3 separate regions of the Mus musculus genome follow, and all the other regions are linked to region 2. The links are chromatin loops, found by intact Hi-C in ENCODE. Cell type or tissue: heart. All regions are shown on one strand. Region 1 overlaps Itga9 (integrin alpha 9). Region 2 has its middle 17 kb from the start of Itga9. Region 3 overlaps Vill (villin-like).

Region 1 (8,000 bases), 280 kb before region 2:
TCTGTAGGAACCACAACAAATATTCACTGGTTCACCAGGTTAAACTTTGGCCCAATCATTACTTTGGTTTGTTGTGGATTTCCTTCCAGAGGTGTGTGTGTGTGTGTGTTCCAGGAAGAGGTTGTTGCACGATGCTGTGGTGGCAGTTTTCTAAGAAGTAGAAAGGCCTGCTGTGCTACCCTGTAGCTCAAGGCTCCCACCAGAGGCTGAATCCTCGCACCCTGTCCTTGAACTTCTCATCCTCCAGGCCTGAGTCTGGAGAAGTCAAAGGCACTTTTATCGTTTATACGTTCGTTCCTGGTCCCATGCCCCCTGGGACACAGAAAATGGACTGAGACAGACTTCACAGTCAGTGGCCAGCTTTGACCTACAGTGGCCCAATGCACACAGAAACAACAAAGACCTCTCTATATAAATCAGTGGTCCTCACCCTTCCCAACGCTGCAGCCCTGTAAGGCAGTCCCACATGCTGTGGTTACTCCAACCATGGAATTTATTTCTGTTACTAATTAAATACTTTTGCTACTGTTACGAGTCATAATGTAAATATCTGATATGCAGATGGTTTCAGGCAACTCCTGTGAAAGGGTTGTTTAACTCCAAAAGGGGTTGTGTTTCACAGGTTGAGAAACATTGCTCTAGATGTTAAGTTATAAGGGGACCCCTTGCTCATCACCCAGGAAACCACAGAGCCCACCCTGGGTTGGAACAAGGACATCCTTGACGTAGTACTTTACATAGGAGTTGTGTACAAATTATTCTTAAAAACAGAACAAAACAAACAAACAACAAAAGACCCCAGTTAACAACAGCTTAAGAGTTTTAAACATAAACATCTCTCAGTTGTCCATAGGAATGAGATGCAGTGGGATATCTCCAGACACCCATGGGAGTGCTGGGCTCCTATGTGTAAGGCCCACTTGAACTTGAGAACTATATATGCATTGGTCAAACTGAACTTTGTTATTAAAAATATTAATGGTAATTATATATATTTCTGTGTGTCTGCTATTTGTGTGTGGGGAGTATGTGCAGGAGTGCAGGTGCCCGCAGAGGCCAGAAGAGGGCATCAGAGCCCCTGGATTTGGAGTTACAGGCAGTTGTGAGCCACCATGTGGTTGCTGGGAATTGAACTCTGGTCCTCTGGAAGAACAGTCAGTGCTCTTAACTGCTGAGTCATCTCTCCAGCTCCCCCATCTTCCTTCCTTCCTTCCTTTTCTTCCTTTCTTTTTTCTTTTCTTTTTTTTTAACCACTCTCTTCCTTAATAGAAAAATACTTTAAAAAGCTTCTGGGAGGACTGTCATTCAAAAGAATATTTCTGCTTCATAAAAATCTTCCAGCAATTTACTAGTTTTATAAATTTTAGTTTCCTGTATCCTCTGGCCTTCTATTGATTTTACACTTAATTAATTACTTAATTTAGTGTGGGAATTATTGGGGGTCATGTACAGGCTACAGCCTACATGAGAGATCAGTAGACAATTTTTATCGGTCCTTTTTCTCCTTCCATCATGTGGGTTGTGGGGATGGAGTAAGTCAGTCAGGCTTGGCAGCAAGCCCCTTTACCCACTGAGCTGTAGAGCTGTCCTCTCATACTGTATTTTTATTATAAATCATCGGTGTTACCACCGTAGATATTAACAGTGACAATAACGGTTAGGTTAGAGGCCAAGGAGATGAAGGGCTGGTGTATAGTAGGCCCCTGGTGGCTGTGAAAAAGGCCTTAGGGACACTGCCAAAGAAATCCTATCCTCTGAAAATTAAAAAAAAAAATAGACCCAACATTCTACATGAAAACTAGTGGAGGTTAAAACAATAAAACCTCAGATTCCCTTGTCTGGAGCCAGACCTTGAGGTCAAAGGAAAATAAACAACCCTAGGCGGAGGCCAGCCACAAGGTCCATGTTGATCCAAGTCCCCAGGGAGACCCAATGGCCCTGGAGCCATCTGGTCAACCCCCAAAGGCGCTATGCCTTATAAGGTCCAGGCCTGACAGTGCTTCAGACTCAAGGCACACTCTATGCCTAAGTTTCTGCTGTATGACAACCCAGAGATGTCACCCTCTTTTGCCTGGGGCTCCACTGGTTTGCCCGACCAGTGGGAACAATGTTTCTGGGATGGAGTCCTTGGTTAAGTGTCACTACTGGATGAGAGAGAGAGAGACAGACAGACAGAGAGGCAGGACAACCAGTGCCATCACTCTGGGGGCAGTGATGAGCAAGTTCATGGGAAATGAGCTGTCAGCAGCATTGGCTAAGATGGACCAGGGAGAAAGTATGTTGACTCCTAGTGAACCACGTCAGGGAGGGACTCGTGGAAGGGCGATGGTAGATGAAGCTCACACCTGGCCTCTGCTAACAACGCTGACCTATATCAAGAACAGGGAAGCCCTGAGTGGGAGCCCAACTTCCTCCAAACTAGTTTCCAAACTAGGGAACCAGATGGTGTCCAGCTTTCCACGGTGTGTGGAGACTGTAATAGCTACAGAGAGGCGGGGAAAACAAGCAGACCCCTCCCCCCAACAACTGCATCTTCTCAGGCTGCCGCATCACTGCTGGGGCTAATTCAAAGCTGACCACGAGACAGCGCTGACGCTTCTCACCTGTGGACAGCCCCGATGGCTTTGTATACGTCTTGCATGTTTAGTCTTTTCAAATAAAACTAAAAAGGAACTCTGAGGCTAACATGCATATTCTTTTTACCTTCATATCCAACTATTTCTATAGCATCCTGTGGCGCACAGCCTCTTGAACCAGCAAGCTCTTATCTTAAAACAAATCAGAGCAAACCTTTATTAAGGGCCACTGGTTTGCTGACTGACTGAGAGATTTGGAACCATATTTGATAAACTCACAGTAGCAAAGTGTTCTGAGGTTCACGGGCCCAACTGCTTTGAGGGATCATTTGAACAAGTGATCAGGCAAACTAAGGCTTCATGGGTCAAATCTGGCCCTCTGTCTGCTTGTGTAAATAAAGTTTTATTAAGAACATGCCCTGCATTTGGATATAGTCCACACTGTGGCTGCTGACAGAGTTAAACTGTTGCAAACGATTAAGTTAGCATAGCTACAGTGTAGCATGTAGCTATGAACATGGGCAGCCTAACACAAAATCAACCTGTTTAAAACTTGTTTATTGTGTGTTGTTTTTGAAAGCTGATGAGCCTCTCAAGCCTGTCTGTCACAGGTGACCACAGTAAGCCACAAGGTCAAAGGCCTGACCACGCATGATTCTGGCCCATAAAGCCTAAAACTGTTCTTGCTAGCCCATGACAGAAAAGGGCGACCTTTGATCAAAATCAGAACAAAACATGGTCTCCAAATCAGCAGGATTTATAAGCTTGTCAGTACCATCTCAGGTTTCATCCCCCACTGAATCTGAGGTTTTATAAGCCCAAGGAGATATTTGCTTTTTCGAGAGGATGTCCTCAAACTGAGAGATCCGTCTACCTCTGCCTGGACCTGAAGGCACGCAGCCGCCACAGGGCGCCCTACAGCTTAGCCCAAGGAAAAGGAAAGAGCAACAGCGCGGAGGGGCAGATGAGAACCCGGGAAGCTGAAGATGCTAGAACTCGGTAAAGATGCTAGGATACTCTCGGTGACACCGCCAGTCCTTGGATTAAGGTGAACACTGAGGGTCTGATACTGTTTCTTGGCAACGTCTGATGGACGAATCGCCAGTGGTGCATGCTGGGAAAGTTTGATAAGGGGCAGCCCGTGTGTTCTGGGAACGGATTCCAAGGGATTCTGGGTAACCGCTGAGAGCGCAGCCCGGGGACTCACCTTCTTCAGTATCTCTGTGTTCAGTAGCATGTATAGGTTGATGGTGCGGCTCTCCTCTTTCGGAAGAGCACTAAGGTTGCAGTGCAACGTTAGGCAGAAGCTCCCTGGCTTTTCACAGTCCTGAGGAGAAAAATTCCCAGATGGAATTAAGAGACAGAGACCATCCAAAGCCATCTATAGTGCAGAGTGTCTGTTATGTTAACTGAGGCAAAATCAGGAGGAAGAGATGGGGCCCGTGGAGTGGCTAATGTCAGACTTCCTGCCCAGCTTGTCTGGGGCCCAGGATTCCATCCCAGCTCCAAAATACAGAGTAAAATAGGAATTAGGTGTGTTCGGTCACTGAACACACCTGTCCCATCAATGGATTTAGAAAAGTGATTTTTAAACAAATATGGTATGGAGGGAGGGATTGTGTAACCTGAATTATTTCCATGATTTCTTCTGTTTAAAACTATATCACCCAGTTCAATTACTGTTATTTAATATATAAATTGTACTGGTATATGGAGTAGCTTTAAAAACAAAAACAAAAAAAACCAAACTATAACTAACATACCCTGCCCCACCAAACTAAAGAAGATGTAATTTTGCTCTGTCACCAGCAGAGGGCGGTAGAAGGTTTTCTGGCCTAGTTGAACACTAGGGCTCTGGTCTCCTGTGTTTGGGGGAGTCCACAAGTAGACATAAGGTGGTTATGCGGTTAATCCTACCAAAAAGTTGAATTTCACCAGGAGAATCAATTCTTCTCCAAAAGAAACATTTAGATATCCCTGTGTACTTTCGTGAGTTTTTAAACAGGAAGACTTTCCAACTACAGCGGATTCTGGGTCCATGCCTTGGCAGGCAGACACCATGCTCCTGTTTAGTGGGTGGGGCAGGGGTGGGTGCTTAAAGAACAAAGAAGCTATATGACTCGGTGACGCATACGCCGCCAAGGGGAAGTTTATTCCAATGACCAAGGAGGAATTTTTCTTTTGTGTTTGGAAGTGTATCTTATATATAAAGTATGGATGTGTGCGTATATGTGTGTGTGTGTGTGTGTGTACCTGTATGAAGCTTCAATCGCAGGAGACATTTTCAGCTTGACATTTCAGCGTGTATGGAAGACACAGCCGATGTCACTATATCTAACTGTCCCCTAGGGCCTTTACAAAGATAGGCTATCCTTGCTATGTGGGCCACTGGTTAGCTTGACATAATCTAGAATCCTAGGAAGACAGTCTCAATGAGGGATCAGGGTGGTCTGTGAGGGGCTATCTCCACTATACTGATTGATGTGGGAAGACCTGCTCACTGTGGGTGGCGCCATTCCCTAGGCAGGGGGTCCAGAACTGTGTGAGAATAGAGAAAGTGAGCTGAGCACAGCAGAAATGACTTAATTTTACCCTCTCTGTTTTTTCACTGTGGATGCAAGGTGACTGGGTATCTCCTGACTTCTGCACAGTGATGAATTGAGCCCTAGGAATTGTGGGCTAAAGTCAACTCTTTCTCTCCTAAGTTGCTTTTGCCAGGGTATAATGTCATAGCAAGCAAACAAACAAACAAACAAACAAACAAACAAACAAAGCAAAGCAAAACAGTATGCAAGTGAAAAAAAAATCTAAGTCTCCAATAGCAGGCAGCTGAGCTCTCCAAGGGGCGGGAGAGGTGTTCAAGTGAGTGTGGGGTGTGCTTAGGTGGAAGTAAAGCCCTCAGTGAAAGTAATCAGGATGCAGGAAAAGGGACCCTGAAAAAGCTCTGATGAGGTAGGACACACACAGTAAAAAGAACAAATTCTAAGTATTATATTGATATATTTTACATAGGTATTATGTATGTTTCATGTATGTCTTTCATGTTTTCACTGGAGAACCAACCTGACCATGCTATCTTTTTGCCATCTTTACTACTTCTGAACTCCTTACACACATTCCAGAATGTTCTTTATTCGTCTTTCATTTAGTGTAATTTCTGTGAGACTTACTTATGCTGCATAGTGTATGGAATACTATTAGTTACATTTATTTTTTGTAGTTCTATAATATTCATGTGTATGGATATGCTCGTCTATTCGTTGTACTGTTGATAGCTATCTGAATTGTTCTGTTTTTGGCTACTCTAAAATTGTTTCAAATATTCCTGTGTCTTTCAACAATACGTGCATTCACTTCTTGGGGATAGACCCAGAAATGGTACATTTTTCTGGGTTGTGTAATACATACATGTTTAATTTTAATAGAAACCGCTAGGAGGTTTCCCCATTGCACTGTAGATTCCTTCTAGGAGAAGAAATCGTTTGCTTCCTGACAGCAGGTTGTTTAGGATTTCTGTTAGTCATGCAATGGCGTTTGGAATATAGATTTGTGAGGGAAACCCTGGGCTGAAAAATAGGGATTGATTATAGTCCTCAAGGCTTTTTGAGTTAACCAGTGAAAACTGGATTTGAGAAATAAGAAGCGCCAAGTAGAAGACTGGCCTCTCATCTCCGACATGCCTTCCCTGTGAGGCCCACCATCATGGCTCCCGTCACCAAGTGACTTCTTACCAACACTTTTCTTCCAGACTTGGAGAAGAAAGCAAATATGGTGTGGAAGATGTTCTCTTGTTCTTGAGGGATGATGCAGGGGGTCGGGTTTCTTTGTAGAGAGCAGTTACCCTTCTCTTGGCTCACCTGGAGAGAGAGAGAGAGAGAGAGAGAGAGAGAGAGAGAGAGAGAGAGAGAGAGAGAGAGCTGTTAGAACCAGCGGTCTTAGATCTATAAGCATCTGACACAGCAGCTGAGCATAGACGCTCCCTGCTTCCATTCTCTAGAGGACAAAAATGGTCAAAGGGCATTTCATTTTATGAAATTATTGACTATGTTTCCAGGTATGGCCTTGAACTCCTGGGTTCAAGACATCCTCCTGCCTAGCAGCCAGGCCCACAGGCTTACCACAGCTCTGGCTGGGAAGTGTTTAAGGCAGAAGTTCTGACAGAAAATGTGGCTATTAAGTTCTTCAATAAACTGAGCTGAGATGACCACGGCATGCAAATGAGATTTGAGGAACAGCTTAAACCTTCTGCTTCCTGATTTCAAAGCTCATTTATATCACTCCTTTCAGACAGGCGTTTAGGAGGCAAAAAGAAATTCAAGTCACGTGCTAACAGAGTCAAAAGCCCTGGTCTGGAGCCCAGGTCTTCTGGGACCTTAGGTCTGTCCAAGCTTATAAGTGGGCTTCATGTATGGCCCGCTGTTGGAAGTTTCTAGAAGGTTCTGTGGAGCACACCAGGATGCTGTAAAACCCCTTAGGAGCTGTTTTTGAGAGAATTGCTCTGGGTCTTCATTCCTGTTCCAACTGTAGTATCAACCACATGGTGGGTACCTGAGGTTTGGTTCTGTGAGCTCTTGCTCTCAGATCGTCTGTCTCCTTTCATTCTCACGCATGTGGGACTCCCCTTCTCTGGCTTGTCCCTTGAGGGGACAATGCTGACAGGCCCAGAGAAGACAGTCTTCTGCACAGAAGTTCCAGTGAAGACTCCCTACCTCCGCAAGGCTTGGTCATCATACCACACACCCAGTTGGTGCCGAGAAAGCCTCGGAACTTATAGGACAGACACGCTGACTCTCACTGAAGTCAGAGGCAGATCAAGAGTTCCTCAGCGTCCTGAAAACTGGTGTTCTGGCTTTCCAGGCAGGGGGAGAAACCTGGTTGCCAACCCACCCTAGTTGGTCTTGCTCAAGAGCCCCCAGTGTGAGAAGATGGTGGTGATACTTGGCCGTAGGTGCCAGCAGAGAGGGGCAGGGGCCAGGAGCAGCAGCAATATGTGTGAGAAACGGCCAGGCCTCGGTGGGCAGAGTCACAGCCAGAACTAATTTCTTCCACAGGGCGTCTCTGGGGTGGTGTGAGTACAGGGAAGTGATGGTCAGGGCATCTGATGCCTTATGACAGGCTGGCCCCGGTGGAATGTGGGGCAGGAAGCAGAAGCTGAAGTCGGTGGTGGATGAAAACCTTGGCCACTGCGCTCCTGACTGTGGTTATACGGGAATCATTTTAATCAGGAAATAACCCACTTTTATGGGAGGCTCAGGGTGGTCCTGCTTCAGCAGGAGACTGAAGGCTCCCAGGGTCTCTAGGGTGTCTGATCTGGTGCAGCTAAAATTCAGCCACTCTCCCTGACCAGGGTCACAGCAGGGAGGCACTTCTCTGAGAGGATGAACAGGGCATGGTCACGGTAACATGGTAATATCCGGGATCGGC
Region 2 (8,000 bases):
TCAGCCGCTGAAGGACCAGTCACGGGTAACATTCTGATGGCTCTATTACACGGTGGGATTGATGGGAGCCAAGGCAGCGTGTGTGCAGGCAGGTCAGAGAAAGACTTTGTGGAGTCAGACCTCTCCTTCCACCTTGCTGAGTACAGAGATCCAACTCAGGTTGCCAGTATTAAGCGGTAAGTGCCTCTACCCCTCGGAGCCAGCTCGCTGGCCCCAGGTTATACTCAGTTTATTACATGGAAGTTGCACCTTGATGTGGCTGTTATTGCAACGGTGTGCTGTGCGCATGCGTACGACCTCGCCCATCTGCCCACTTGCTCATCTGCCGTCTCAGTTTGCAGAACCTTGGTGTACACAATGTGACAAAGCAGAGCCTGAGCCAGGCTCTACCCCATGCTTGCAGAGCGCGCCTCATTAACTGACGTGGCCTTTCAGAGCCAAGGGCTTTGGTTCTGGTTTTGTCTTTAAAAGTGAGCTGGGTCAGGATTAAATGGCAAATACCTGCAGCAGAATGCAGTGGGTTCTTATAAAGCGCAGTCCACCACCCTTGTAGAAATGAAAGCATCCATACTTCCGGTCTCCCCAGTGGTGCCGCCTGCCTTTTTATCTGAGGAAGCCAGCCTTCAGTCATCCTAAGTCCAGAGGTGGAGAGGCAAAGCTGTTGAAATGCTGACAGGCCTGCGGTCCCATGTGCTCTGCATTAGCCTGCCTGCCTCTGTTTGTTTTTCTTTGTGTTAGACGCTTCCAGTTCTCGTGTGAAAGGTTCAGACACATAATAACCTCTTCGGCACTCCACTCTAGGCCCCTTCTGCAAGGCTTGACTCTTGTTGGCTTCTGACTCTTGTTGGCATTGTCTTCCTAGGAAGGGCACTGGGGACCTTTGCTGGAAGTGTTAGTGTGTAAGCTTGATGCACATGAAAGGTGAGAGCTGGGAGGGATCTAGCAGCATGGAGTGGGCGGGCTCAGCGGCAGAGTGGGCGGGCTCAGCAGCAGAGTGGGCGGGCCCAGCGGCACTCCCCCACGTGGTTCTGTGAAAAGTGTCTGACTCCTGAGGCTGCAGAGGTCTGGGCAATGCCATCAGGACCTCTCCCTTAGGACCTGGGTATTGGATATTAAAGTTAAGAATAAAATCACACTAAAGTGGAGGTGTAGGCCTTTTTAAAAGGGGGCTAGAGAGAGGGGGCCAGCAGTTAGAGCAGGTACTGTGCTATAAAGGACCAGAATTTGGATCCCAGAACCCACTTGGGCAGCTCACAAATGCCTGTAGCTTCAGCTCCAAGGTATTCAATACTTGCTTCCAGCCTCCAAGGGTACCCACATTTACCACACCACACACACGCACACGCATGCAGTTGCATACACACGCATGAGCATGCATACACACACATTGCACACACAAGTTGAATTATAACCACTGAAAGTCACATGACTAAAAAAATCATTGCATCGTCGTATTAACAGCATTGGTTACACAGAGTGGCAGCTGCACACCAGCCTCGCTAAGCAATGTTCTGTTTAAACCTTACAGGAAGCTTGTAGGTCAAGGACATACAAGAAAGTCCACCTCTAAGTAACTTACGGTGTTAAAGAATCATATCGGTTCTAACAGCTGAGAGTCCAGGTTTAACTCTAGTGTCCAGTGAATTCTGCTTGGATGCCCCTGGATGCCCCCTCCTCCTCTCTGCTTTCTCGTGGCTTCTCTTAGGGTTGCTGGCGTTCAGTGCAGAAATTCCGCACTTTCCTATGACTACAAAATCTCTGCAGCTATGCCGGAGCTCACATCTGTATTCTATGTCTTGAGGGGGAAGTCAGAAGTCCTAGAATTTGATTTCTCTCAGTGGTTCAAAGCGGGTCATGTGACCTGCCCTGCCCTGGTCTCCAGTTGTGGGAGGAGGGGATGGTAAGAGAGATTGATTCTCTAGGGATGAAGGTGCAGTCAGTGTACACGGAGCTGCCCAACAGCACCACTAACTTGGTTTGCCTCTTTATTGCTGTGGTAAACACATGAACAAAAACAACCTGGTTACAGTCCACCCTGACAGGAGTCAGGCTAGGAACCTGGAGGCATGAGCTGAGGCAGAGGCCTTTGACAGTGCTGCTCACTGGCTTGCTCCCCATGGCTTGCTCAGCCGCTTTCTAGTATAATCCAGGACCGCACCAAGTACAAGTATCAAGTATCCATTCGTCCCTGAACTTAACACAGTCTGTCAGTTCTGCTTAGAACTTACTCAGGGGCTGTTGTGGGGGAGCAACAATCCCAGGGACGAGTGAGGGTGTGTAATCAACAAGAGTTGGGGCTGTAGAGAGCTGCAACTCTGAGAACTTAGCTGACAGCATCACTACCTGCCTTCCTGATAACCAAATGTCCAATTAAACAAATGTGCTCTCTCTATGGGGCCCTGGAATCTGCCCTCACGAGGCAAGGAGATGACTGTTGGAGCTCACCCACCACATTCACGGTGCTTTTACACACACACACACACACACACACACACACACACACACACACACACACAGAGGTAACCTGTGTGGTGTCAGGTAACCTTTCTGGAAGACACCCACAGAGGTGTGTCTCCTAGGTGATCCTAAATCCAGCCAAGAGAAGACGAACCATCGCATCAAGTAACAGAAGAGCCTCTTCAGGAGAAAGGCCCCTGTGGAGAATCAGCAGAGGGCAGTGAATGACCACTGGTCTCCGTACTGGTCTTAACAAGAGTGGAGACAGAAAGGAGTCTGGTTACTAAGTAAAGAGGTCCCAAGGGGGACAGAAGCCATGGACGGCATCGAATTTACATGTGGATGGCAATGACCTGGGAGAGGGGACAAGCCTGACAAGAGGGCCTTTGCACCTGCTTCTAAAGGTGAGGTGCAGGGAGACTCTGAGTCTGCAGAAGTGCCTGCGGCTCTCAGTTTGGTCCCTAGAACCCATATCAACAAGCCAGTCATGGTACTGTGCATGTTCTATCCCAGCACAGAGGCAGGAAGACTGGGGAAACCCTGGGGCTTGCTGGCCAGCCAGTCTAGCTAAATCAGTAAGAGACCCCGTGTGCACCCTTGTGAACACGCACACACACAAAGGATGGTGTTGGCCAAGCTCACAATTCAGGATGTTACTCCTACCTCTCGTCCCAATAGTCTCTGAATTAGCACAGCAGGGACCTGGCTTTGCCCATAAATGGCCACAGATTTGTGAGTGGCTTCTAGCCCTGCCACCAGAGACAGGCTGCCACAGAGGGACCATAAAAGCGAAGCCGCCTCCATTAATCAGCACGTCGGATTAGATATGAATGGCTGAAACCCTGCCAGCCAGCTACAACTAGGGCAGCTGACTGGGGAGAATCAGGCGGCCCTGAGAGCTTCCAGGAAGCCTATCTGAAGAAAGACTGCGTAGGTTAGACAGTGCACTCTGGCTCACAGAAACCAGCAAAACCACAAAACAGAGTACTAGACCACAACCTACACACACCAGGAGACATGAGTGGGGGGCAGAGAGCTTTCTTACTGGCTGGCTCATAGTTGAGTGGTCTGCACACTGGCCCAGTGCAGTCAGTGTCTGTGAAAATGGACACAGATTTTTCCCTTTCGAGACACACACTCCTTGACACTGAGGAGTGGCTGCGTACTTTCCCAGCCCTTGATTCTGGATTAGCCTTCAAGCTTATGTAGATGTGACAGAGCACAGGACCCCAACCTAGGCCTCAAGAGGCTGTGTCCCCTCGTGGCAGCGAGCTTCGGCTGGTGGATCATATTGGGCAGAGAGAAAACATCGTTGTTCCAGAAGCCGAGATTCAGTCTTGCCTGCTCTGTTTATGGTCAGCTAGCGTTCAGCACGTTTTGGATCTCTCTGATGATCTTACTCAGGGATGTAGTGAGAACTAAAGAAGGCAAGGCAGGAAAGCACCGGTGTGAAGTAGCTGTCGGGAAGGCCATTTTATTGGCTGTTTTCAAGGTAAGAACTCTTTCTCTTGGCATACCTGCCCCCTATAGCCACAGTCTAAAGCTGAGAAAGTATAGCACACGCACTGATCCGAAACTAAGATTGCAAATGTCTGTTATCACAGGACACGAGGCCCTGGCATTTCCTGACCCTTGAATACTTAGTGAAGCTCCATCCCTGCCATTGTCCAGTAGACTCTGGGTTAAACTTTTGGCAAAGACTAAATATGGCTAAAAGGGAGTTCTGCATCCTCAGGAGATTTCCACAGACTTGTGTGGAACTTTCAGAAAAGGCATGCCTTTCCTTTCTCGTTCCAAAGACAGCAGTGCCCTCTGTGGGTATCCAGGTGCAATTACAGTGCTGCCCCCCCCCCCCCCCCAGGAGAACCGGCAACATCCCTTACTCATGTGTGAATTAGGAAGTTGAGGCCCTCTCACTCCTCAATGTGAAGGTGGAGCACTGGGCCATAACATCTTGGAGGTTCCAGGGACCCTGCTGTGTGAGCAGCAAGCAGCCATTGCCATTCTACTGTCAGGAGCCCTGCTGTCCCCTCATACACTCTCCTTTACTGGCTCTGCAGGAGCGCCCAGGTTCTTTGGCCTCTAGCTGACAGCTGGCTCTTCTTCATCTTTTTCAGACCTTTTCTCAGCCCTCCTTGGTCCTCTCCTTTTCCATCTGACTTTTGTCTCTGGACCACTTTCAGCCTGCGTCCCTGTGAACCACACCCTAGGTTCTGCTGAGCTCCTGATCCAGGCTGGCGTCTGTCTCCGTCTCTCCTCCACCTTTCCTTGCTGGTCACAGTGCACATCAGTGATGGCAGCTCCTTGGGAGGCTGAAGCTGAAGCCCAGCTCACGGTTGGCAATGTGGCGACTGTCTCCAAATTAAGAAAGGGGAGGACTAGGATTGTAGCTCTGTGACCCTTGTGCTTGGTGTATGTGAGGCCTTGGCTCCAAGCTCCAGAACAAGAAAGCCAAGCTGGTGGGGTGAAGGTAACTAAGGCAGATTAATAGGATAGGATGGCAATAGCTCTTCCCTTTGTGGAACACGGGTGCGTTCTTCTGTAATGAATCTTGATTTCTGGTGTAACCCATGCTGACCTGGCTCACTCAGTTTCAGCCTCACTCTCGGTTATACCTCTTTGTTTATACTGTCTTGGCACCATTTGATAACTCCTGCTTTTAGAAACAAATACACTCCCCCCCCACCCCCCGAGATTTTAGTTTTGAGGAATATAGAATTTTCAAGTACTTTCTCTCAATCATCTTTTGGATTTCCCCGGTCTCTGTTTTGTCTCTCCATTTCCTCTCTAAGCGTATTGTGTCTTTTTTCATTTTTGGTTTGACTGAGGTTTATAATCTCATTCATCTTCTCCAAGGATCCAAGTGTTATTACTTTCATTGTAGTATCCCTTGGTCTCCAGGTCACTAACTGTATTATCCTTCGGTCTCAAGGTCGCTCACCACTGTACTGTCCCTGTCTCCAGGTCACTCACTGCATTATCCCTGTCTCTAGGTACTCAGTGTATTAACCTTCAGCCTCCAGGTCATCCATTTCTTCCTTGTTTTTTCATTCTGTTCCTTCTCTGGCTAATCTGGGCTCTATTTGCTTTCAGTTTTCAAAAGTTCAGAGGCCGCCATTACACTGTTATTCTCTTATACTCTCTGAACTCTTTTCTGTTACTGAAGCCTGGCCTTCCTGTGTAGCCCCAGATGGCTTGGAAATACATAGCCTGGGCTGGTCTTGAACTCGGTGATTCTTCTCCATCTACTTCTTGGGGCTTTAGGCCTGTTACGTCACACCAGCTCTCTGACTCGAACGTGTATGTGCCTACGGCTGGGCTCTTCTGTCTCATCACCACTTCACTGTAGCCCAAAGGCTCTCATCCTGTCTGCTTTCATGCTCATTCCAGGAATTTCCTCAATGAGCTACTGAATTTTCAAGAGTGCCTGACACTGACTCCACTTCTATAGTTGCTCAGGATCTTTGCTGCATTTCTCACCCAAGCTTTCAAACTAAAGTGGAGGCACTTCCTTCCTTTGTTTATCCACCCTGTTTCAATCTTCTTTTAGGTCAATGATAATTTTTATTTCAGAATTTTTTTTTTTAAGAATAGGGATTTACTAAGTTTAATGTGCACTCTATTTTGCCTGTATTTTGTATGTCTGTGGAGGGTGAGATCCCCTGAAACTGGTGCTGCAGACGATTGTGAATTGTCGTGTAGGTGCTGGGAGTCAAACTTGGGTCCTCCAGAAGGGCGGCCAGGGGTCCTAACTGCTAAGCCACCTCTCCAGCCCTACTTGTGGCTTTTCTTCTACCCAGCATTTTAACGTTTTGGTATCTTTGGTTAGTTATCGGGGAGTTAGTCTTTTGAAGGCATTGTGTTAGCTGACCTCTTGCTCCTTGGGGTTCAGGTTGAACTTTGTACATCGTGTGGTTGTAGTTAGGGCTTCCTTTCCCCAGCTGGAGCTGGGGCCACTCCCACTGCTCCTGTGTAGGCTCTGGTTTGTGTTGTTTGTTTTGCTGGTTGGTTGGTTTCTTCTTTCCTCAGCATGTTGTCTCTGTGGCTGTCTTCATTCCTCCCATCCAGTCACAAGGAGACAGCTCCTAACTGGCCACATTACCCTAGACATCACATAGTCTGTGCTTTGGGGGATCTGCCTATCAGGGGATGGTGTTCGTGCAACTAAACTGGGCCAGGGTTGAGATGCGTGAAGCTATCCTGAGAGTTATCCCTTAGAGCTGAGGCTCCCTGGAAGGTTGTCCTAAGTCAGGTGTGAGTGAGTGAGTGAGCCCAATCTCATGAACGGCATATGACAGACGCTAGACGGAGCTGACAAAGCTTCGCAGAGGCTTCCATGAGCAACCACGGGCGGCCCTGAGGCAAAGGTACTGTCTGCAAAGCAAAAGATGTAAAGAACAAGTGGGAGTTTTGGACATATCCAAAATGTTAAAACTCACAGATGCATTCAGCAACTGACCCTTTACGGTCTAAAAGAAAGAAACCAGTGGATTTAACGAGAGAATGACAGAGATAATTATAAACATAAGAAAACACAGGGCAGCTCATATCTGCCTCTATCTCCAGTCTTGGGCATCTGATGCCCTCTTCTGGCCTCTATAGACCTGTACTCATGTGCACCAGCACCACCCCCATATAAATATAATTAGCAATAAAATATAAGAGGCCAACCAAACCCCAAACAGGAAAAAGCAAGCCTGGAGACTTGGCACTGTGCTGTGGCTTTAAGGCTTTGGAGAGGTTATGCTAAAAGTAACAAATCCCAGCCTCCCAGGGTTTGCAACAATCAAGCTGTCTCTCCTTTCCCATTCCCCGACCTACCTTATTCCTTTCCCAGGAGACAAAGGTTCAACTATGCAGGGGCTGGGATGTGGCTGAGTGCAGCTGGACTGAAGGTGGCAGGGAAATGGATTACCCCACTCTAAAAGGAGATAACCACAACAAGGTCTGTAGTGGCAAGATACAAAACGGGAGAGTGAAGAACTAGACACACCACATCCATCTACCACAAACTGTGCAGTGGCAGCCAAAGATGCATAGCCTCCCTGGCTGTGCACTCACTTGTACCATGTGACGTCCTGAAAGCCTCGTCTCATAATCGCTTCAGATGTCCCATCCAGATCTCATCACCTAACCACAGACTTATGAATTTAAAAAGAGAAATGATGTATCTTGGCCACTCCTGACATACAGACGTGGAAGAATGGGGACAGAGCGGGGACACAGGAAGCACACCTTGTTTAACAGCAGAAGCTGCTCCGTCTAGTAGAAGGACAGATGCCTTCCTCCTGTAGCAAGGAAAACACCTGGAAAACCTTTCATCTGTGTCAGTGTGTACACATATGCTCTTGTGGGGAGGGGAGCCAACAGAGGCCAGAGGGGATGCTGTTTGCTGGAGTTAACAGGCAGCCGTGTAGCCATCTTTCCAGCTCCATCAACTGGAAAGTGATGGACCAAGATCACACAATCAAACACACTGCTCTGCATGCTGACCTAAATATTAATTTTAAGACTTTAACACTTTTAGAGAACAGAAACCCAAC
Region 3 (8,000 bases), 480 kb before region 2:
GTCTGCTCAGAGTGCATTATGGGACAGGATCCTGTGGGATTCCCCAGTGCAGTTAGGTCTAGTACCCACCTCCTTACGGGCTGGGTCCACACCCGGTGGCAGGTCCTCCAGTGCCTGGTGCATCAGCCTTTCCCGGGGCAGGCTCCCATTGACCATTGAGTCACTGCAGCTGCTGGTGTGGTTCATGCTGGGGTTTGCGCCATCCACCCTGAGGTCCAGCCCCAGCTCATTCTCTGGACTGTCCTGGGAACCCTTGAAGGCCTGCAGTGCCGGGTGACCTGCCTTGTTATCACTCAGCCGTGGAGTTAGCTGGAAGTTATGGACTTCCTGTCCAGAGAGAAGCCTCAGGGTCCAGGAGAGAGAGGACAGGCACCCACCCAGACCACATTGAACCCACAGGCCTCTTGGCATTGTCTGAACTCCTCGATCTGGGAGTCTGGGCCCTCGCTCCTACGCCTCACACCTGTATCTTGTTCCCTTCGGTCTGAACGCAAACCCCCTGTGGGGCTGCCAGGGAAACTGTCCAACACTTACTGCTGTCATCTCAGAGATTGCAGATCCCGGTCCCAGGCTGTTCCCCACCATCTCCTCGTAGGACTGGCTGTTCTGGGGTCAAGAGTTGGACTATTATCAGGACTGGGGTAAAGGAAGGAGCTCCCCTGAAACCCAGGAAGGAGCCTAAAGCCCAAGATCAGGTTCCCCTCCCCCTGACTCACAGGAGGTCCTTGCCCAAGGAGAGGCCTCTTCCAGTGTCACTGCCACCCCCACCCCCACATACACACCAGATTAAGCAGAGGTGGGGCATCACGTCTCACCATCCACTTGTAAGGGTCCCAGGTGACAAACCACCCGGTAAAGGTGGCTGGCTCATGGCCTTGCTTGACCACAAAGATGGGTGTGGCCAGGCTCCTCTCTGCTGGGTGAGTCCTCAGGTACTCAAGGCCCCAGGCCACTGCTTCTTTCTTCCATTCACCTGCAGCTTCCCCAAGCCACAGGAAGATCTGGGCCACAGAGGAGGCCTGGGCTTGGACAGGTGGAGGGACTGCTTGTGACAGCCACCTCCTCCCAACTCAGATGGCTTCAGAAGCCCGCATGCATATGCATGGCCAAGAACCCAACACGTTACGGTGTCCGTACACCCATGAACACTTGAGGTCACAGGCATGCATGCATGCCTGCATGTATCTAATCTATAAATAGGTATGAATCACTAGGGTGGGCTTGGTACTAAAGACTCAACGGTAGAAAGAACACAGGCTTCAGTCCCTAAGCCAGGTATTGTGGCACATGTCTTTAATGACAGATGGCACGGGCAAAGTGGAGGCAGGAGAGTCAGTTCAAGGCAATCCTTGGCTACAGAGAGAGTTTGAGGTTAGCCTGCACAGTGTGATTCTCTGCCTCAAAAAGGGGTGGGGGCTACTATTCAGTTCAAGTGCTTGCTTAGCAAAGCCCTAGACCCCAAGTACCACGTAAACAGGAGGGGGTGGGCTAGGTCTGTATTCCCAGCACTTGGGAGATGGACTCAGATCAGAAGTTCAGGGTTACATAGTTAGTTTGAGGCCATTCTGGGCTAAGGGGGTGGAGTCAGGGGAGATGATTGGTCAGAGAGGGGCTGACTGGGCAATGTGGTGGGCTGTGCAGTGGGGGAGAGGGGGTGGAGTCTGGGCTTGGGTTTCCTCTGAGATGTCCTCAGGGCTCAACCTTATCCCAACAGAGACAGTAGCATACACAGTCACACACGACCACGCACACACTCACATACACACGCACACGCTACCACACACAATGACATGCGCACGGTATCGCAGCTGCAGAGACACTTTGCCCGTTGCCATAGAGCCAGATAGCTGACCACAGCCAGTTACTGTCATCTAATGTGTGCACATAGACACGTCACATCTTGTTACCTGTCACGTAACAATTTCTGGCTGGTCGTGTATACCATCTCATGGGCTCACAGAATTCTACAGACTCACAAATGCAGTTGCTCTGTCACACCAACAACCAACCCCATGTTCCCCCTTTTCCTCTCACACAGACACGTGCACACACAGTTACAACTGGTGTGGCCAGTTCTTGTTCGTACTGGACTATACTGGACTGCACAACTGCTTGCATGGTCTGGTTACCCACAGCCGTAGCTACCCAAATGTGCAGGTTCAAAGAGTCCCCTGTGCTACCCAGTCAGACCCTCCACATCCTGCGGTGCCGTGTAGCTAGGCAGAGCCTCAGTCACACACAGCATCATGGGGCACACAGCATTACACACAACACGCACGGTCACAACCACATACAACCTGACTCTATTACACCCGGACTCTGAGTCCACGGCAACAATCAGTCACAGGCTAGACTCTCCTTCACGCCCAACCACACTGATGCACACCCTGAGTTCCCAGCCCAGCCAAACAGGAGTGGCCACTTTACCTCCTGACAGGTGTCTAGTAACATGATGTCATACTTGTCCAAGTCCTCTTGGCCAAAGAACAGCACTTCCGTGAGGACCAGGCAGCCTGCGTGACTGGAGCACTCGAACAGTCGGGGCTGGATGCTCCACACCTCCTCGGGAAGCCTGTCCGGAGGAGGGGCTGTGAGGGGGCACAGTCTGGACCACACTGGCCCTTGGCATGGGTGCTCTCCCTACCTCAGGGAAAGCAGCTCTTTGGGACAGGAGCCCTGGGCCTTCCTCTGCCCTCCACCTACCTCAACTTCCTTTAGGAGTACCTGCTCCAGGGCAGGGTCCCTTTCCTTCAATGGTGACCGAAAACCTGTCAGCTGCTGAATGAAGTCATCAGGGTTGGCACTGGGGAAGGGGACTCCTGGCCTAGTGTGGATCATTGAACGGAGGCCCTGCCTTCCCTAGAATGGGAGTCCCCTAAACTTAGTTAAGTCAGGAAGTGGCCTCAGGTCCAGGGTGGAAGGAGGGGACCGAGGCTGGGAGCTAATGAGACTTGGGTGGGCGGCAGGGCCCAGGGCTCCTTCCTTCCTTGAATTTTTACTCTGTTCTTACCTCCTATGCATGCCTTGACTGGTTAGGGATCACCTTTAGTGGCAATGCAGGGAGTGGATTCTGCCAGCAGAGGGCACCATTTCTCCCTGTTAGCCCTGACACTGCCCCCCTTAACGTTACCCCAGGGCTGGAAACAGCAAGGTAGGCTTGACTCGAATGGCCCCTGCAGGAGGAGGACTAAGAGTCCCGCAGATTTAGTCCAGATCTCTGTGTGACCTTCCACTGGGAACGTCCTTAGGAAACCTGGCCAGAGGAGGGCTCACCTTCCAGCCTCAATTCTTCCTCAGAATAAACATATTCTCCCCTGATTCTGTTACCTCTTGTTACTGGGATAGGGGGCCCGGCCTCCGAGGGCTTCCCAGAAGTAGAGAGGCTCCTGACCCTCCAGCACTGTCTCCTTGTTATTCCCTGGGAAGACACTGACCACCGTCCGCGCCATCTCACGTTGGTCCCCATGACAGCCCTGGCAAGCAGAAGCTGGGTCAAGCTCTACAGACCTTCACCTCCAGTCCTATCCACTGGGTCCTCTGGGGAGCTGCACCTGAGCAGAGGGAGGCACCTCTGGGGACCTCCCTTTCAGTCCCCCAACTGTAACCCTATAGCCCTATCTGGGTTCAGAACATGGTTGAGAGAATCTAGGCTTGGAGTCATCTGTGGTTTATGCTAAACATAAGAAAACAAACCAACATCAACAACAACAACAACAACAACAAAACAATCAAGCAAACTAGACGAGGTCTCCTTTTCCCAGAGATGCTTGGGTAAGTCCCCAAGCAGGAAGGGAGGCAGCCAGAGCCAGGCTATCCTACCCTGAGGAACCCCAGTCCCCTTGTGACTATGTAACTTCCCCAGATCTATCAGGGTCTTGGGCCACTCCACACCACCCACAGCATCGTCTCCACTGGACCATCTCTGTGGACTAAGTCTGCAACTGTGCGGAGGGGAACCCATCTCTGGCCTAGCACCACCTTCCCAGGGGGAAGTCACTGGTACCTTCCCAAACCAGAGATAGCAAACATGACTTGTGATCAGAAAGAAGACGTCACCAGAAGTGAGGGAGGAGGCACGGGCCGGCACCTCCATAGTTCTGGTGTTGTGGCTCTCGGTCCCTTGCACGTGGAAAAGCCTGGTGTCGGATACTGGTGGTCTTTCCCCTTTGTTGCCTGCATTCCCCTAGAAGAAGGCAAAGCCTCAGGTTGAGTCAAAGGCTCCTGGGGTCCCCTCCCTGTTCTGGTGGTGAACAAACTAGCACTGTCCCCTGGCCCTTTGAGTGTGGACTGTTGCCGTCCTCTATGTGCAGGACAGTGAAAGAGACCCCTTCAAATTAGACTTGTCTCCCATCTCAGAGGGCCCAGAGCACGGTTCTGCCACCATGATATACAGCCTCATCTAGGCATGGACTCAACACAGCCAGGGACGACAGCAGCCCTGAGGAGAACCTAAACTGAACCCTTCCTCCCGTTGAGTGGCTTGTGTCAAATAGTTATTTTGATTATGAATGTGTGCATGTCTGCACGTGTGTGCATGTGTATGTGTGTGTGTGTGTGTGTGTGTGTGTGTGTGTGTGTGCATGCGTGTGCGTGCTCATGGACCACAGGACATCAGATGTCATCCTCTGGAATGCTGTCCACCTCCTTGGAGAAAAGGTCTCTCACTGGCCCGCAGCTCACCAATTAGGCTAGACTGGCCATCGAGCTCCAAGAATCCATGGAGCTCAGATCACAGCACCCACCCTCACACGCAGCATCTTACGAAGGTGCTGAGATCACACTCAAGCTTTCGAGGCAAGCCCTCTACCAAGTGAGCCCCTCTCCAGCCTGTGACGAAGGGATGAAAGGTCTGACATGGGCTCTACCTGGAAGACCACCAGCCGCCCCTGGAAGATGGCTAGGAAGTGGGGAGGCTCACTGCCCATGGTCACATGCCCCTGCGCCAGTGCACCCTGGTGCATGAGGTCCAACTCTTCAGCACTGCAGTTCAGGGCCTTGGTGTCTTCTACAGTGCTTTGGTGGCCCTGCAACAGGGAAGGGGACAATGATGGTTTTTGGGTTTTTGTTGTGCCCAGGGTTTTCCTATCTCCTCCACTTCCTCCTCTTCCCCTCCTCCTCCCCCTTCTCTTCCTCCTCCTCCTCTTCTTCCTCCCCCTCCCCCTCCTCCTTCCCTTTCTCCTTCTCATCTTCCTTCCCTTCCTCCTTCTCTTGCTCCATCTCATCCCCCTCTCCCTCCCCCCTCCTCCTCCACTCTCTAGCTCTTGGGCTGGAAGGCAGGTGGGCATACCTGCCATAGGTACAGGAGGTACTGGACACAGCCCAGTTTCTGGTATGTGTAGAGGACAAGGTAGCAGTTTCCTGAGCACAACTGGCCATAGTACTTGGGATGTACAGGCTGTCTTTGTAAGTCCTGGATGTACCACACCTGAGGAGCAAGGGACCCGTGAGCATAGATGAACCTTACCTGCAGCAGCCTGTCCACCTACATCTAAGCCAGAAAGCATTCATTGGCTCATCTGTGCCAGCAAGCAGCTTGTCCAGGTCTGTGCCTTCTGTGCTTCATACCGGACCTTTGAGTGACCCTTTCTCCCACAGACCTCACCAACCTCATGCTGGCCTGCTCTCAGCCCAGACATGCATGCTGTCCCTGGGAGAATCAGGAGGAGGGCGAGAGGCTATAAGATGGATCCAGTTGCTGGTCCGTGGCCATCTCGGTCTAGACCCCACTAGCTGTATCCCTGGTTAGGGGCAGACAGCACCCTCTTCTCATTCAGAGGCTCTCTGCTCAGCCCAGGAGACAGAAGTAGGGTTGAAAGGGAGGCTGTGGCACTCTGGAGGGAAATTTTCTTTTTTCTTTAGAAAGTCATCAACAAAATTCACAAATAAAACGAAAAACCCCTAAACAAACAAAATCCAAGGCTGGGGGTGTGGCCCGGGTGGTGGAATGCTGGTGCAGTGTGACAATGTCCTGGGTTAATCCCCAGCACCTCCCAGACCTGGGATTCCACCTGTGGAAGGAGGAGAGGAGAGGCAGGCGGGATCAGCAGTTCAAGGCCGGCCTTGACTGTGCAGTGAGTTTGAGGCCAGCTTAGGGTATATGAGACCTGTCTAATAAAGCCAACATGCTGAAAATGGTGTCGCCTGCTCACATTTGTCCGAGTGATGTCTTGTTACTGTGGGAGCCACACCTCAGCCTTAGAACCAGACAGAGCTGGTAGAAGCTGGGCGTCTGTGCATGTTGGTGTGTGACCCAGTTCTTCCCTCCTGTAAGCTAGAGGGTCACAGCACCAACCCCTCTGTACTTCAGTGGGGCTGGAAACAGTACTTCCTGTCCTTCACCAGCACTTACTGAGTGCCTCACCAGGAACTTCCTCTCTCTCTGCCTTGCCTCCCCTCCCCCTTCCCTCCTCCATCTTTTCCCATCCACCCCTGCTCACCGTCCACATAAGGACAAATGTAGGCAGAGCTTCTACTTTCTCTGACCTCTGCTTACCTAGAGAAATTACAGCTCCCAGCACCCCCCACATTCCCAGGCACACAGCAGTCTTGTTTCCGCCGTCTTATAGCATCCCCACATTAGCTTGGGGATGAGATTGGACCATAATTCCAGCTCTATGTTATGGATTTAAAAGCAGGCTTGAGAGAACGAAAGGATCTGCCTTATATGTCAGTGTGTGCTCCTATACTGCACGATGTTTGCAAGTCAGCCTCAGCCCCTTCAGCTTCTAGAACACTGATCTGGGGCCAGAGGAGGGGTTTGTGACTGTGTGTTAGGGGCTAGGAGTGCTTAAGGCTGTGATTTGTATGATTGTGTGCACCTGTGTTGGCCACAGGGCATGGTCCATTGTCCGGGTGTTGTCAAATTGCATGTCTCTGAGTGAGTGATTTGTATGACTTGGTGTGACTGTTGGAGAGAGAGCAGGCATGTTTCTATTTCCCTGAGTATATGCCTGGTTGTGTGTGGATGGGTATGTACAAGTGCCTGGGTCATTTCGGTCTGTTGAGACAGTGTCTCATGTAGTTCAGACTGGCCTCGAACTCTCGATAGTCCCTCCCACAGAGTGTTGGGTTTACCGGCATGGCCGCCCCTCCCCCTCCCCCGTCCACCCCCAGTCATCGGTTCTCCAGGCAGAGTCTATCCTTGTGTGCACACACCATCACCCGCAAGCCAGTGCCCTCACCTCCACCTTCCCAGAGCCGTCGTCCACCATTCTGAGCTGGGCCGCGAGCTCAGGCTGGGTGTGAAGCTTGCCTACCTCCAGGTTTCCCTGCACCAGTTTACCTGCATGTGGAGCGGAGAGTCAGTGATGTTCTTCAGGACCACCCGGCCGAATCACTCCTCACCCATCTCACAGGGTCCCGGACACACCCTCTTCCTTCTCATCCTTAGGGGACACACCTCGCTAGTCCTGGTTCCGGTCCCTCTTGCCTCTCGCTCCTTCTAAGTCCCGCCCATTCACCAGGCTCCACCCCCGCGCCCGTGCCCCTCCTCTTGCTCACTCTTCTCTGGGTGTTTTTTCCTATCTAGCTCCTTCGACCAAGACCAGAAGAGCTGTTGGAAAGCTGTGGACTCCGCGCCGTCGTTCACCACCTCCACATTGGTGTAGTTCGGGTAACCCTTGGCCTGGATGAAGCCCTGGGACACAGCTCTGTCAGGCCTGAGGCTCAAAGGCCCTTGGCTGTGCTCCATCCCCAGAGACACCCCCAACCGTGGCCACAAGGATGCCCAAGCTCTGAACTGAGTTAATTAACCAAACTTGTGACCCATTTAACAAGCTGGCTCCTGCACTGTCTGACTCTCCCGAGGCCCCTGAGGGAAGACAGGGACTCCTCAATCCAAGCCTGGTGAAGGGCTGGCCATGACAAACCCTACAGTCTCACAAACTTCCTCTACCCCCACCCCCAAGGCTCTCAGGCTCTCAGGCCTCAAGGCAAGGCTAGTCCTGCACACATGGCGCTTTCTGTGTTAGATATCTTCCCTCCCGATCGAGGTTTCCAGG

The links. Hi-C counts contacts between places; a loop is a spot of excess contacts. Peaks named below come from ENCODE experiments on the same cell type or tissue, not always from the same donor. Only the 100,000 strongest peaks of a DNase experiment are listed, where the experiment ranks them.
Region 1: it touches region 2 in a loop (3-fold over the local background); 6 of 42 quality-filtered maps call a loop at or near these places.
Region 3: it touches region 2 in a loop (3-fold over the local background); 17 of 42 quality-filtered maps call a loop at or near these places.

What each region holds. Positions count from the first base shown.
Region 1 is chr9:118,867,724-118,875,723 of GRCm38, reverse strand. Itga9 (integrin alpha 9) reads right to left here. Exons shown (of 28, transcript NM_133721.2): 24 at 6,308-6,433; 25 at 3,784-3,903. Among named protein-coding and RNA genes, the nearest start is that of Gm51695, 15 kb to the left of the region's middle. In heart, CTCF peaks have their summits at 1,044 (motif pointing right), 4,189 and 4,389 (motif pointing right); a DNase peak (open chromatin) is centred at 1,963; H3K27ac peaks cover 255 bases; H3K27me3 peaks cover 235 bases.
Region 2 is chr9:118,585,708-118,593,707 of GRCm38, reverse strand. No RefSeq gene overlaps it. Among named protein-coding and RNA genes, the nearest start is that of Itga9, 17 kb to the left of the region's middle. In heart, CTCF peaks have their summits at 4,249 and 7,041 (motif pointing left); DNase peaks (open chromatin) are centred at 3,281 and 4,447; H3K27ac peaks cover 3,481 bases.
Region 3 is chr9:119,062,884-119,070,883 of GRCm38, reverse strand. Vill (villin-like) reads right to left here. Exons shown (of 20, transcript NM_001164567.1): 10 at 7,501-7,636; 11 at 7,182-7,282; 12 at 5,288-5,425; 13 at 4,866-5,024; 14 at 4,004-4,183; 15 at 3,328-3,473; 16 at 2,428-2,572; 17 at 816-1,001; 18 at 535-606; 19 at 70-327. Among named protein-coding and RNA genes, the nearest start is that of Gm51697, 8.2 kb to the left of the region's middle. In heart, a CTCF peak has its summit at 3,077 (motif pointing right); DNase peaks (open chromatin) are centred at 303 and 3,073; H3K4me3 peaks cover 517 bases; H3K27ac peaks cover 1,530 bases; H3K27me3 peaks cover 283 bases.